Linked DNA regions of Homo sapiens: regions 2 and 3 are each linked to region 1. A link is an interaction called in ENCODE POLR2A ChIA-PET data of the cell type or tissue named here. Cell type or tissue: PC-9. All regions are shown on one strand.

Region 1 (4,000 bases):
AGTCCCCACCTCCAGTCAAGCCTGTGGATCACTGCAGCCCCAGCCAACCTCCTGACTGCAACCTCGTGATTGACCCTGAGCCAGAACCACCCAGCTAAGCTGCTCTTGAATTCCTGACCCATAGACACTCTGAGACAATTAAACGCTTGTTATTTTAACTTTTATGGTCCAGCATCCCTAGGGGAGTAATGAAAATGTAGTAAAATTCCTTTAAATTCGAACAGTCTGAACCAAAAAGAAATTGACCCCTCCCTGGACAGTTGGAGGTTTCCATTGTTTCTGTTTTCGGGCTGAAGAATGAAACAGAGGATTCCTTGTCCACTTGATCATGTAAAAATGCTCAACAGGAAGAGGGCTGTTGACAGTGCAACTTCTAGGAGGTGGTAGGAAGGGGTCCTAGCAGGTAACTCTGAGAGGCTTGGGCTTGAAGATTCAAGCAATTAACAAACAGAAATGAGGGAGCAACCAAGCCATCTTCTCTCCTCAGCGCTTGCTACTCAAAGTGTAGCCCACATATCAGGGGTATCAGCATCACTTGAGAGCTTATTGGAGATAAAGAATATAGGCCCATCCTACACTTCCACCTACACCTTTTAACAAGATCCCCAGGTGATTTGTGTATAGATTAAAATTTAAGAAGCTGTCCTAAGAAAATTCAAAAGCCATCTTCTAACCACAGCAGGATGGACTGCCTTCCTCAGACCAAAGGGAAGGTGAGTCTTAGCCTGGAAGTTAATAAGAACCCATCCCCTCACTCCCACCAACCCTACTCTGCCCAAATGTTTGCCAAGAAAAACGAAAGGAAAAAAGACATCATGTAGAGTGAATAATTAAGATGGATCTACCAAATCAAGCTCGTCTTCACTCTGCTTCCCACAGCGAAATGCCACACGGTGTGTGGGAGAGAGTGAGTGAGCACTTCTCTGCCTCTCACTGTTCCAACTCCCACCTTCCACAGGCTTCAGCAGGATGTGGATGCAAACCTTTTGCCCCTTACTCACTGATCACTCCCTGGGCCTGGATTCACGCATCACGTCTTCCATGTTTCTCTGCTTGTCTGTGTCCAAAATTCAGGGACTGTACATATTGGACTAAAGGAGATATTACAAAGGGATAACATGGCTCTGGGCAGTGATTCTCAATGTGGCAGAGAGGGGAACATCTTCCAGGGGGAGCCCGTCAGAATCTGTATGTGTTGGGGGTGCTCCTGTGGTTTGAAATGGCCCCTTTGGGCCGGGCGCGGTGGCTCACGCCTGTAATCCCAGCACTTTGGGAGGTCGAGGTGGGTGGATCACCTGAGGTCAAGAGTTCGAGACCACCATGGCCAACATGGTGAAACCCCATCTCTACTAAAAATACAAAAAAAAAAAAAAAAAATTAGCCAGGCATGGTGGTGTCGGCGTGTAATCCCAATTACTTGGGAGAGGCTGAGGCAGGAGAATTGCTTGAACCCAGGAGGCAGAGGTGGCAGTGCGCCAAGATCGTGCCACTGCACTTCAGCCTGGCTGACGAGAGCAAAACTCCATCTCAAAAAAAAAAAAAAAAGAAAAGAAAAGGCCCCTTTAAAGTTTCTGATTTGCTCCCCTTCTCCTCCCACCCAAGGGAACATGATCCTGCTCACACTGAGAACCACTGTCTTTCCAAGGCATCATTATTGATGGCAGGTAATGGCCTCAGGTGAACTGGAATAGAAACAAGGCTTTCCACTGCTGGGCAGGGTTCCTTTTGATTTCTGGTGATAAAACAGCTGCAGGGAGGTTAAAGGCAAGGCCACAGGGCATTCTCAGGCAATGTCATAAAACTAGATGGGAAGAGGGAAAAGGATACACCAGTATCCTAAAGAAACAAACCATAGTTGAGGGCAAGAGGAGATGAGCTCATGAAAGAATCAACTGACAGCTTCAAGAGAGAGAATGAGCTGCACCAGGGCTCCCCCTCCCTTTCTGCCACAGTGGCTTCCATCGAGCTTTGTGTTTGGTTCATTTAAGAAGATAACCAGTGACTCAATGTTGTTGGTGGAAATATATTCCACATGACTCATAGCATCCTTAGACCTATTCACAAGAGACCCTGGCATGTTCTCCCCTGCCACACAAGGGCCTAAGGAAGACTATCTTGTTGCCTGAGGCACTATCTCCAGGGCCACTGTGTGTTGCCAGGCAAGGGATCAGCCTGCTGGGGCTGCCTAGTGCAGCCCTCCTGAATCTCTGAACCTCAGAACATTTCATAGCCAAGGAAATAGAAGTCCAGAGATGGAGAGTGACTTATCTGAGGTAACACAGCAATCAGAATCCAGGCCTTCTGACTCGGCCCATGGTAATTCACTTAGTTATCAGGTTAGTCCTAATCCAAGTCAGGAGGACCCTTTGTTATCAGAGAGATATTCTCACTGAGACTAAAGGAGAAATGAGCTCTAGACCGGATTTAGGAGAACACGCTTGCTTCTGAGGAAACTGGTTTTTTGTTTTTTAAACTCTGCTGATCTCTTTCTGGCCTCAGAGGGGCTTTACCTCACCTCCATTTTTGTTTGAATGCTAGTGTTGTCCTAAATTGATTGGAGTGTGAATCAGGACAGAATTAGCAAGAGCCTGCAAGATGCCAGGGAAAACCTGAGCTTTTGTGTAACACGAACATCTCTCCAGGGTATTGGCTTTGGCATAATGCTTTCTGATATCAGAGGGTAGAAATGAGTCCACAGGCATTTCCAGAGTTTAAGGCTGTGAACTCTGGAAAGCACTGGAGGCTCCTGGAGAGTTTTTTCCAGAAGATCCTTTGGCCTTACCTTCCCTTCAAATAGATTCTTTGCCACTGGCTTCCCCTATTTACTATTTCCTTTTTCCTGACTATAATTATGTTTAGTACGTCTTCCTCCCCAATATTAGACTGTAAGCTCCTTGAAGTCAGAGACTATGTTTTATTTACTTTTAATATTCTTCTACAGAGCCTAAACATCCTGTGCCTAGCTTATCCATCTATCCATCATCCATCCATCATCCATCCATCCAGTTCTGACACTTACTATATGTGCCAGGCACTGTCACAGGTGCTGGGAATGCAGTAGGGAACAACCTGGAGTCCTGTTAATGGAGCTTACATTCCAATGGGGGAGATGGCAAAATAATAACAAAACAAAATAACAATAAAGACTCACATTTACTGAGTGCATGCTGTGTGCCCTGTTTCATTCAGTCCTCCCAGCAACTCTATGAGGTGACTACCTTTTTTTTTTTTTTTTTTTTTGAGATGGAGTCTTGCTCTGTTGCCAGGCTGGAATGCAGTAGTGCAATCTCGGCTCACCACAACCTCCACCTCCCGGGTTCAAGTGATTCTCCTGCCTCAGCTTCCTGAGTAGCAGGGATTACAGGCACGTGCCACCACGCCTGGCCAATTTTTTGTAGTTTTAGTAGAGACAGGGTTTCACCATTTTGGCCAGGCTGGTCTCAAACTCCTGATCTCAGGTGATCCGCCCACCTCAGCCTCCCAAAGTGCTGGGATTACAGGCGTGAGCCACTGCGCCCAGCCTGTGACTACCATTTTAATCCTTGTTTAATGGATGAAGAGACTGAGTGCTTAGAGATACTGTTCTTGCCTTGTCACAGAGCTAGTTAAAGAACAACCTGGGATTTGAAGCCAGCTCTCTGATTTCTTAGCCCAGGGGTTGGCAAACTACAGCCCACTGCCATAGTTTCCAATGGAATAAAATTTTACTGGAACACAGCCTTGCTCATTCATTTATGTATCGTCTATGGCTGCTTTCACACTACAATGACAGAATTGAGTAGTTGCGACAGAGACCATATGGCCCGACAAGCCAAAAATACTTACTATTTGGCCCTTTACAGAAAAAGTTTGCCAATCCATCTTAGCCTAAGCTAGGCTCAAGCGATGTTCACTGAAGGCACAGTGGCCTGGTGACTCCGTTCGTTCATGTATGTCTTGATTCATCCTGTTAACGTTTTTTGGAGCACCTGTTGTGTGTCAGACATTTTGCTTCCTTGGA
Region 2 (4,000 bases), 630 kb after region 1:
GCCTCAGCCTCCCGAGGACTACAGGTGCCCACCACCACGCCCGGCTAATTTTTTCTATTTTTAGTAGAGACGGGGTTTCACCGTGTTAGCCAGGATGGTCTCAATCTCCTGACCTTGTGATCTGCCCGCCTTGGCCTCCCAAAGTGCTGGGATTACAGGCGTGAGCCACCACACCCGGCCCCAGTTGCTGTTTTAGTGCTAAATTTCTTTTTCTTTTTTTTTTTTTTTTTTAACTTAAAGCAATCTATCTATTCATCTAATTTTTTGAGAGAAGGTCTCACCCCGTTTCCCAGGCTGGAGTGCAGTGGCACGATCTCTGCAACCTCCGCCTCCCGGATTCAAGTGATTCTCCAGCCTCAGCCTTTCTAGTAGCTGGGATTACAGGTGTGCACCGCCGTGCCCAGCTAATTTACATATTTTTTTCTTTTTTTTTTTTTTGAGATAGAGTCTTGCTCTGTCACCCAGGCTGGAGTGCCGTGGCACGATCTTGGCTCACTGCAACCTCCGCCTCCCAGGTTCAAGCAGTTCTCTGCCTCAGCCTCCCGAGTAGCTGGGATTACAAGCGCCCACCACCACACCCAGCTAATTTTTGTATTTTTAGTAGAGACGGGGTTTCACCATCTTGGCCAGGCCGGTCTTGAACTCCTGACTTCGTGATCCACCCGCCTCGGCCTCCCAAAGTGCTGGGATTACAGACGTGAGCCACCGCGCCTGGCTATATATATATATATATATATATATATATATATTTTTTTTTTTTTTTTGTAGATACAGGGTTTCGCCATGTTACCTAGGCTGGTCTCAAACTCCTGAGGTCAAAGTGATCTTCCCGCCTCGGCCTCCCAGAGTGCTGGGATTACAGATGTGAGCCACTGCACCTGACCTATTTATTTTGAGACGGATTTGTGAGACTGGCTAATTTTTGTGTTTTTGGTAGAGGTGGAGTTTCGCCAAGTTGCCCAGGCTGGTCTCAAACTCCTGAGGTTAAAGCGATCTTCCCGCCTTGGCCTCCCAGAGTGCTGAGATTACAGGTGTGAGCCACTGCACCTGGCCTATTTATTTTGAGACAGATTTGTGAGACTGGCTAATTTTTGTGTTTTTGGTAGAGATAGAGTTTCGCCAAGTTGCCCAGGCTGGTCTCGAACTCTTGGAGTCAAGTGATCTATCCTCCTCAGCCTCCTAAAATGCTGGGATTATGGGCGTGAGCCAGCAGACTCAGCCATATCACCAAATTTCTGAATTCTTATGTTTTTGTACTTTTTATGAGGAGTTGCAGACAAGGCTTAGTTTCCGTGAGGTCTTCTGTTCATGTCAGCATCTAGTACTTAACCTTTAAAAATACAGGTTTAATGTCATTTGTAATGTCCTGGGAAATGAAAGGAAAACTGATGTTTTTGTTATTATAATTTGCTCCAGCACTTTACTCTCATTTAGTAGACTTAGTATTTTGCTGTCCTTGACTTTTCAAATAGCTGTCTGGCAGTGGCAGAAGTGGACTTAGGTGAAACTGTACAACCGTTAATATATATGGCAAGAAAAGACTATGCTTTTCCCCAGTTAAAAAGATGAGAACTCGGGAGCATAGTTTCCCATCACCCTGGCTTTATTTACCTTTTTTACTATCCTGATAGTTGTGCAGAGGTAGTGGGAAGAATTGTTCACTTGGCATATATGACTCCTTCCTCATTGCTGGTATGATATGTAGGATGTGTTGACTGAGAAGGCAGTGAGTACCTACTGGACACAAGGACAACATAACTTTTGCTCCATTTTACTAGTCTCCTAGCATTTCAGTAGAACAGTTTAGAAGCTAGATTTATTCAAAGGGTACAGAGTTTGCAGAAACTTATAGCTGTGTTCAGCCATCTCACGCATTTGCCTCTGTAACCATATAGCATTTCTTTTAAAAGATCCTGAAGAGGCTGAGGCAAGAGGATTGCGTGAGCCTAGGAGTTTGAAGCCAGCCTGGGCAACATAGCAAGACCCCAACACATTTAAAGAGAGAGCGATCCTGAAGAACAGATTTAGTTGAGCCTCTCTCGTCCTACTCATTCACTCTCTGTTAGGATCCTATTCCAATAAATAGTTTGAATCTACCAGATAGGGACAATTTTCAGGGGTTGGAAACAACTTCTAAAGAACAGGATCTGTATTTTACAGAATGTGAAATTACTAGGAAATACCCAGAAGGTGGGCATTTTGCCAGAAAATGGGTATTTTGAAGAGAGTGTGTGTATGTGTAACTTAAGAAAAATTCCAAACATGCAGTAGAGAGAAACATTTAATAAACCAGTGACCAGTCTTGTCTCCTCTGTATCCCCACTTTCCTCCTCCAACCAGATTATTTTCAAGAAAATCTCAATCATATCATTTCATACCCTGCCACTTTTATAAACTAGCAAGTTTTGAATTAGGAAGCATGTTTGTTATTGAAAAATATTTTCTTGTCATGATGGATCATTGTAAATAAACCACTTGTTTAGTGTTCAGTGTCTTGATATCGCTGAGCCAGAAATTTAAAGTAGATTGATAACTGTCCTGAATATGAGACAGGTAGGCATTGAGATGGAACTCAGCTGAGTGCTGATCCATTGTAGTATGTTAAAAGCTTAATGAATTGAATTAAATGAAGTAGAATTTACTAAGGCAGGCACCTTGGCTTCTAGGCACCCAGCATAGTTCTGAGATGGTGGAAGAACATTTTGGCTTTTAAAAAACTGAACTTTGCTGGGAAGTCTACCCTTGCCAAGATCTCGTTGCACAGTTCTGAGTTCTCTCAGAACTGCACAGCTTACAGAACACAAATTAAAGGCTTTTTTTTTCTTTCCCAGCAAGAGATTATGTTTTACCTAAACCAAATTATTTAAAGAAAAAAGGAGAAGGAGTATATGTTAGTTCCTAGGCTGTTGCTATAGGGCAAAAGAGTTTTATTGCTCGTTTGAAGCTACTTCTATTTGACAATCTATAAATACATCTTGCTTAAGTTGGAAAGCATTTTCAGCCCTAAATGTGTTCTCATTGCATGTGACATAATGTAGTTTTATATTATGAAGACAGAACCAGCTAACTACTGGCCACATTGTTAGAAATAAAAAGAAAGCAAGATATAAAGTTTTCTGCTTTGCTTCTGATACTTAGTTGTGTTCAATTAGGGAAGCAAGTTTTAAAGTTAAAAAGCAGCCATCTCTTTCATAGAAATAGCTTAAATGATGGGTGTGTATCTGCAGGGCAAGAGTATAGATAAGCAAGTAGTTTATAAACAGGCCCTATTCTAAGAAGCTAGCCATTTTAGGAGAGCAGCCTGGGTGATTCTTTTGAAGATAAATTGGATATTATAGTTGAAAGATTAATTGGCTACCAAAAATAATTGGGTAAAGGATTTAATTGGATGTTCATAGGTAGTCTCTTGAACCAAATAACCATTTAGGGCTCTTTGAAGTGAGTTGTAGACTTGCTCCCTATTTTAAGTGTTAATTTTAGCTGTTTCTCTAGGAAGCCTTTTTACATTTTATCTGAATTTGCTGCTGGAATTTACAAACTTCTAATGTTTACAAAAAATTGGGCATATTTTTTGAAGCAGCGTGGTGAACATTCTACCTTAAATCTACTTTTCAGACACTTAATTTTATAACTATGGAAACAAAAACTCTAACTTCCTGGGGAAAGCTACCTGGCCTTTTGCTTTTATAATTACATCTGTTTGGAAGTGTGACCAGTCTCTTTTTGCTGACACTTACTATGCTCCTTTCTTTAGGGGCTTAGTGCTAGTTTGGTAGTAACTTCAGGGCAGACTTGTAAGCACTTTGGGGAGAGAGTGACAGTCAAGGTTTGGATGGTCCTTTTATGAATTGAGGAGCAGATGTCATGGCTCTTCTTGGTACATGTTGATAGGAACCACTTTTTTTTTTTTTTTTTGAGATGGAGTTTCGCTGTCTCCAGGCTGGAGGGCAGTGGCGCAGTCTCGGCTTACTGCAACCTCCGCCTCCTGGGTTCAAGCGAT
Region 3 (4,000 bases), 430 kb after region 1:
ATCCCCTTCATTTTTTTCCTTCATGTCTCTTCTTTGTTTTTCTTGCCATATCTATGTTTCTTGGCTATTAATGGTACTCCTCCCTGCTGACTCCAATTTATTAGGGTAGAAAAATAAGAAATTAACAGCATGCCTCTACTGCTTTTGGCTGATTTTATTTCTTCTCAGTCTCAGTAATTACTTCTGTGATTATAGCTAGTTGTACATGACTGAAATTGCTGAATGTTTAGATCAAATAAATGAAATATTTGTCCTTTCATTTATATAGTTTTATTGTCTTCTCAAATTCTTATGGGTTTCCAATTCATAGTGATTTCCCCTAAAATAAAGGTAAGGACAAAAGCAATAACATGAATTTGAAAATAAAGAATCAGAATTAGCAAGCTTTGTTTGTAAGACAATGAAGTAATCCAGTGATTTTTTAAAATTAATTAATTAATTAATTTTGAGATACAGTCTCTCTCTGTTGCCCAGGCTGGAGTGCGGTGGCGTGATCTTGTTTCACTGCAACCTCAGCTTCCCAGGTTCAAGCATTTCTCCTGCCTCATCCTCCTGAGTAGCTGGGATTACAGGTGTGTGCCACCAAGCTCAGCTAATTTTTGTATTTTCAGTAGAGACGAGGTTTCACCATGTTGGCCAGCTGGTCTCGAACTCCTAACCTCAAGTGATTCTCCCACCTTGGCTTCCCAAAGTGCTGGGATTACAAGCATGAGCCACCAAGCCCGGCCTCTTTTTAAAATTTTGAGACAGGGTCTCACTCTGTCACCCATGCTGGAGTGCAGTGGTGCAGTCATGGCTCACTGCAGTTTTGATCTCCTGGGCGCAAGCTATCCATCCACCTCAGCTTCCTGAATAACTGAGACTACAGGTGTGTGCCATCATGCCCAGCTAATTTTATTTTTTATTTTCTTTATTTTTTTATTTTTGTGATATGGGATCTCGCTCTGTCACCCAGGCCAGAGTGCAGTGGCATGATCACAGCTCACTGCAGCCTCGATCTCCCGGGCATAAGCGATCTTCCCACCTCAGCCTCCTGAGTAGCAGGAACTACAGGCATGTGCCACCACACCTGACTAATTTTTATAGTTTTTTTGTAGAGATAAGTTTTCACCGTGTTGCCCAAGCTGGTCTCGAACTCCTAGCCTTAAGCAATCTGCCTGCCTTGGCCTCCCAAAATGCAGGGATTACAAGCATCAGCTACCATGCCCAGCCTATTTTCTTTATTTTTTTGTAGAGACAAGGTCTCACCATGTTGCCCAGGCTGATCTCAAACTCCTGGGCTTACGTGATCCTCCCAAAGTGCTAGGATTACAAACATGGGTCACTGCACCCAGCCAAAAAATATAGAGAGAGAGAGCCAAAAATTACATATATTTTTTTCAGAGACAGGGTCTCATTCTGTTGCCCAGGCTAGAGTGCAGTGATCATAGTTGATGGTGGCCTCAAACTCCTAGGCTCAAGCCATCCTCCCACCTCAGCCTTCTAGGACTACAGGCACACACCACCACACCTGGCTAATATTTTTATTTCTGTAGAGACGGTGCCTCACTGTTGCCCAGGCTACTCTTTAACTCCAGTCTTCAAGCGATAGTCCCGCCTCAGCCTCTCAAAGCACTGGGATTATAGGCGGGAGCTGTGGTGCCTAGCTGTAATTCGGTGATTTTTAAAGTGTGGTCTTTGGATCAGCAGTGTCAGCATTACCCAGGAACCTGTTAGACATGCAAATTCTTAGGTCTCATTCCAGACCTACTTAATCAGAAATTTTGGAATGGAGCCCAGCAATTTGTTTTAAAAAGCTCTCCTAGTGATTTTGATCTATGCTAAAATTTGAGAACCACTGACTTAGATGTTAATTTAAAGAAATGTTCAGAGCAGGAACTCTGTATTCTTCCAAATTTTTGTAGCACTTACTCTAGTCCTAGGCACAGTTGAGTTTTAGGTTGATTAATCTATTTTACATTGCGGTTGTGTATTTTAAAAACTATACCCAAAGTTTTGTCAAGGACATACTGCTGGTTTCTGATACATAGAAGCACTCTATTCAGATATGAGCAACAGTTGGCTACCTGCATACATTAATTTTTCATGTAATATACCTGAAAAATGTATTATTTGTGTTTAAATATATATAATTTTTGACCTCTATTATTTATTTCCACATACTTTTCTCTTTTTTTTTTTTTTTTTTTGAGACAGAGTCTCACTCTGTAGCCCAGGCTGGAGTGCAGTGATGCGATCTTGGCTCACTGCAAGCTTTGCCTCCCAGGTTCATGCCATTCTCCTGCCTCAGCCTCCCGAGTAGCTGGGACTACAGATGCCCACCACCACGTCCAGCTAATTTTTTGTATTTCTAGCAGAGACGGGGTTTCACCATGTTAGCCAGGATGGTCTCGATCTCCCAACCTTGTGATCCGCCTGCCTCAGCCTCCCAAAGTGCTGGGATTACAGGCGTGAGCCACCACGCCTGGCATATTTCCACATACTTTTCAAGTTAAAATTTTATCATTATTACTCTAAATGTGTAATGTCTCCATTTATTTTCTCATTGGTCATAATTTATTACCCAGCCACCAGGAAATTCCAGTGTTTAGGGTAAAATGAAATGGGAATACAAGAGATCTTAGAGATCTTGTCTTGACCATTATTAGGTATATTGTCCTATCAGACAGTGGTTTTCAAATGTCTTTCATATATGAACCACTCCAGCAGGATAGAAATCTTATCTTGCCGCTTCTGCTTTCTTAATAATAATTTTTAAAAAGTACACAACAATTTTATTAGATTTTTTTTTTTTTTTTTTTTTTTGAGACCGAGTTTCACTCTGTCGTCCAGCCTGGAGTGCAGTCGTGCGATCTTGGCTCACTGCATCCTCGGCCTCCCGGGTTTAAGCAGTTCTCTGCCTCAGCCTCCTGAGTAGCTGGGATTACAGCGCCCACCACCACGCCCGGCTAATTTTTTTTGTATTTTTAGTAGAGACGGGGTTTCACTATCTTGGTCAGGCTGATCCTGAACTCCTGACCTCGTGATCCACCTGCCTCAGCCTCCCAAAGTGCTGGGATTACAGGCGTGAGCCACCGCGCCTGGCCAATTTTATTAGATTTTATAAGAATGAATAGCGCTACTTTTGATGAGATGCCAACAAATTCATATCTGATTTTTACAATGTGAACTTGCCATATGCAACTTACATGGTTGCAGCACTATAATTTGGAACTGGGAAAAACACCACGTGTATTAACATTTTGTGTAAATTGATCGTTAATGTAAAAAATGTCACCATATGCAGACATTTTCTACATTGTCATGGCATATTAAAGGCCTTCCTCTGGATTGTTTTTTTTTTTACTTTTATTTTTATTTATTTATATTTTTTGGGACAGGGTCTTGCTCTGTCACCTAGGCTGGAGTGCAGTGGCATGATCATGGCTCACTGCAGCCTTGACCTCCTGGGCTCAAGTGGTACTCCCACATCGGCTCCCGAGTAGCTGGGACTACAGGCATGTGCCACCACATCCAGCTAATTTTATTGTTGTTGTTTGTAGAGACAGGGTGTCGTTATGTTATCCAGGCTGGTCTCAAACTCCTAGGCTCAAGCAGTCCTCCCACCTTAGCCTCCCAAAGCACTGCAACTACAGGTGTGAGCCACCATGCCTGGCCTGGATTAATATTTGAAGCTCTTTAAACTATTGGTGCTTTGCTTTGATAATCATTTTTCATAGCAATTATCCTTAATTATTTGAGGAAGTATTTTGAGTGTAAAGATTATTTTGAAATGGTAACTGGTAGAAGGAAACTTTGAGCTCTGTGATCATTCGGATGCAAACACGAAGGAAAGCCATTTCATATCTTTGTATCTGGAGCTCCCTACATGCTGCCTTGCATATAGCAGGGTCCCAGTAAATGTGTATGGTTGAATTATCAGGCTATCTTTAATGGTGAGACAATGGTCTCTGGAGTCAAATTGCCTAGATTCAAACCTTTGGCTCTTATCTTTTAACAA

The links. Peaks named below come from ENCODE experiments on the same cell type or tissue, not always from the same donor. Only the 100,000 strongest peaks of a DNase experiment are listed, where the experiment ranks them.
Region 2: POLR2A ChIA-PET joins it to region 1 with 11 read pairs; 2 of 35 experiments call an interaction of 5 or more read pairs at or near these places.
Region 3: POLR2A ChIA-PET joins it to region 1 with 6 read pairs; 1 of 35 experiments calls an interaction of 5 or more read pairs at or near these places.

Annotation. Positions count from the first base shown.
Region 1 is chr15:43,911,505-43,915,504 of GRCh38, forward strand. The region is part of intron 4 of FRMD5 (FERM domain containing 5); the gene reads right to left. Among named protein-coding and RNA genes, the nearest start is that of WDR76, 87 kb to the left of the region's middle. In PC-9, no CTCF peak of the experiment used is centred here; a DNase peak (open chromatin) is centred at 2,017.
Region 2 is chr15:44,539,520-44,543,519 of GRCh38, forward strand. The region is part of intron 2 of EIF3J (eukaryotic translation initiation factor 3 subunit J); the gene reads left to right. Among named protein-coding and RNA genes, the nearest start is that of EIF3J, 4.4 kb to the left of the region's middle. In PC-9, no CTCF peak of the experiment used is centred here; a DNase peak (open chromatin) is centred at 2,212; H3K27ac peaks cover 392 bases.
Region 3 is chr15:44,338,910-44,342,909 of GRCh38, forward strand. The region is part of intron 6 of GOLM2 (golgi membrane protein 2); the gene reads left to right. Among named protein-coding and RNA genes, the nearest start is that of GOLM2, 52 kb to the left of the region's middle. In PC-9, no CTCF peak of the experiment used is centred here; a DNase peak (open chromatin) is centred at 1,682; H3K27ac peaks cover 421 bases.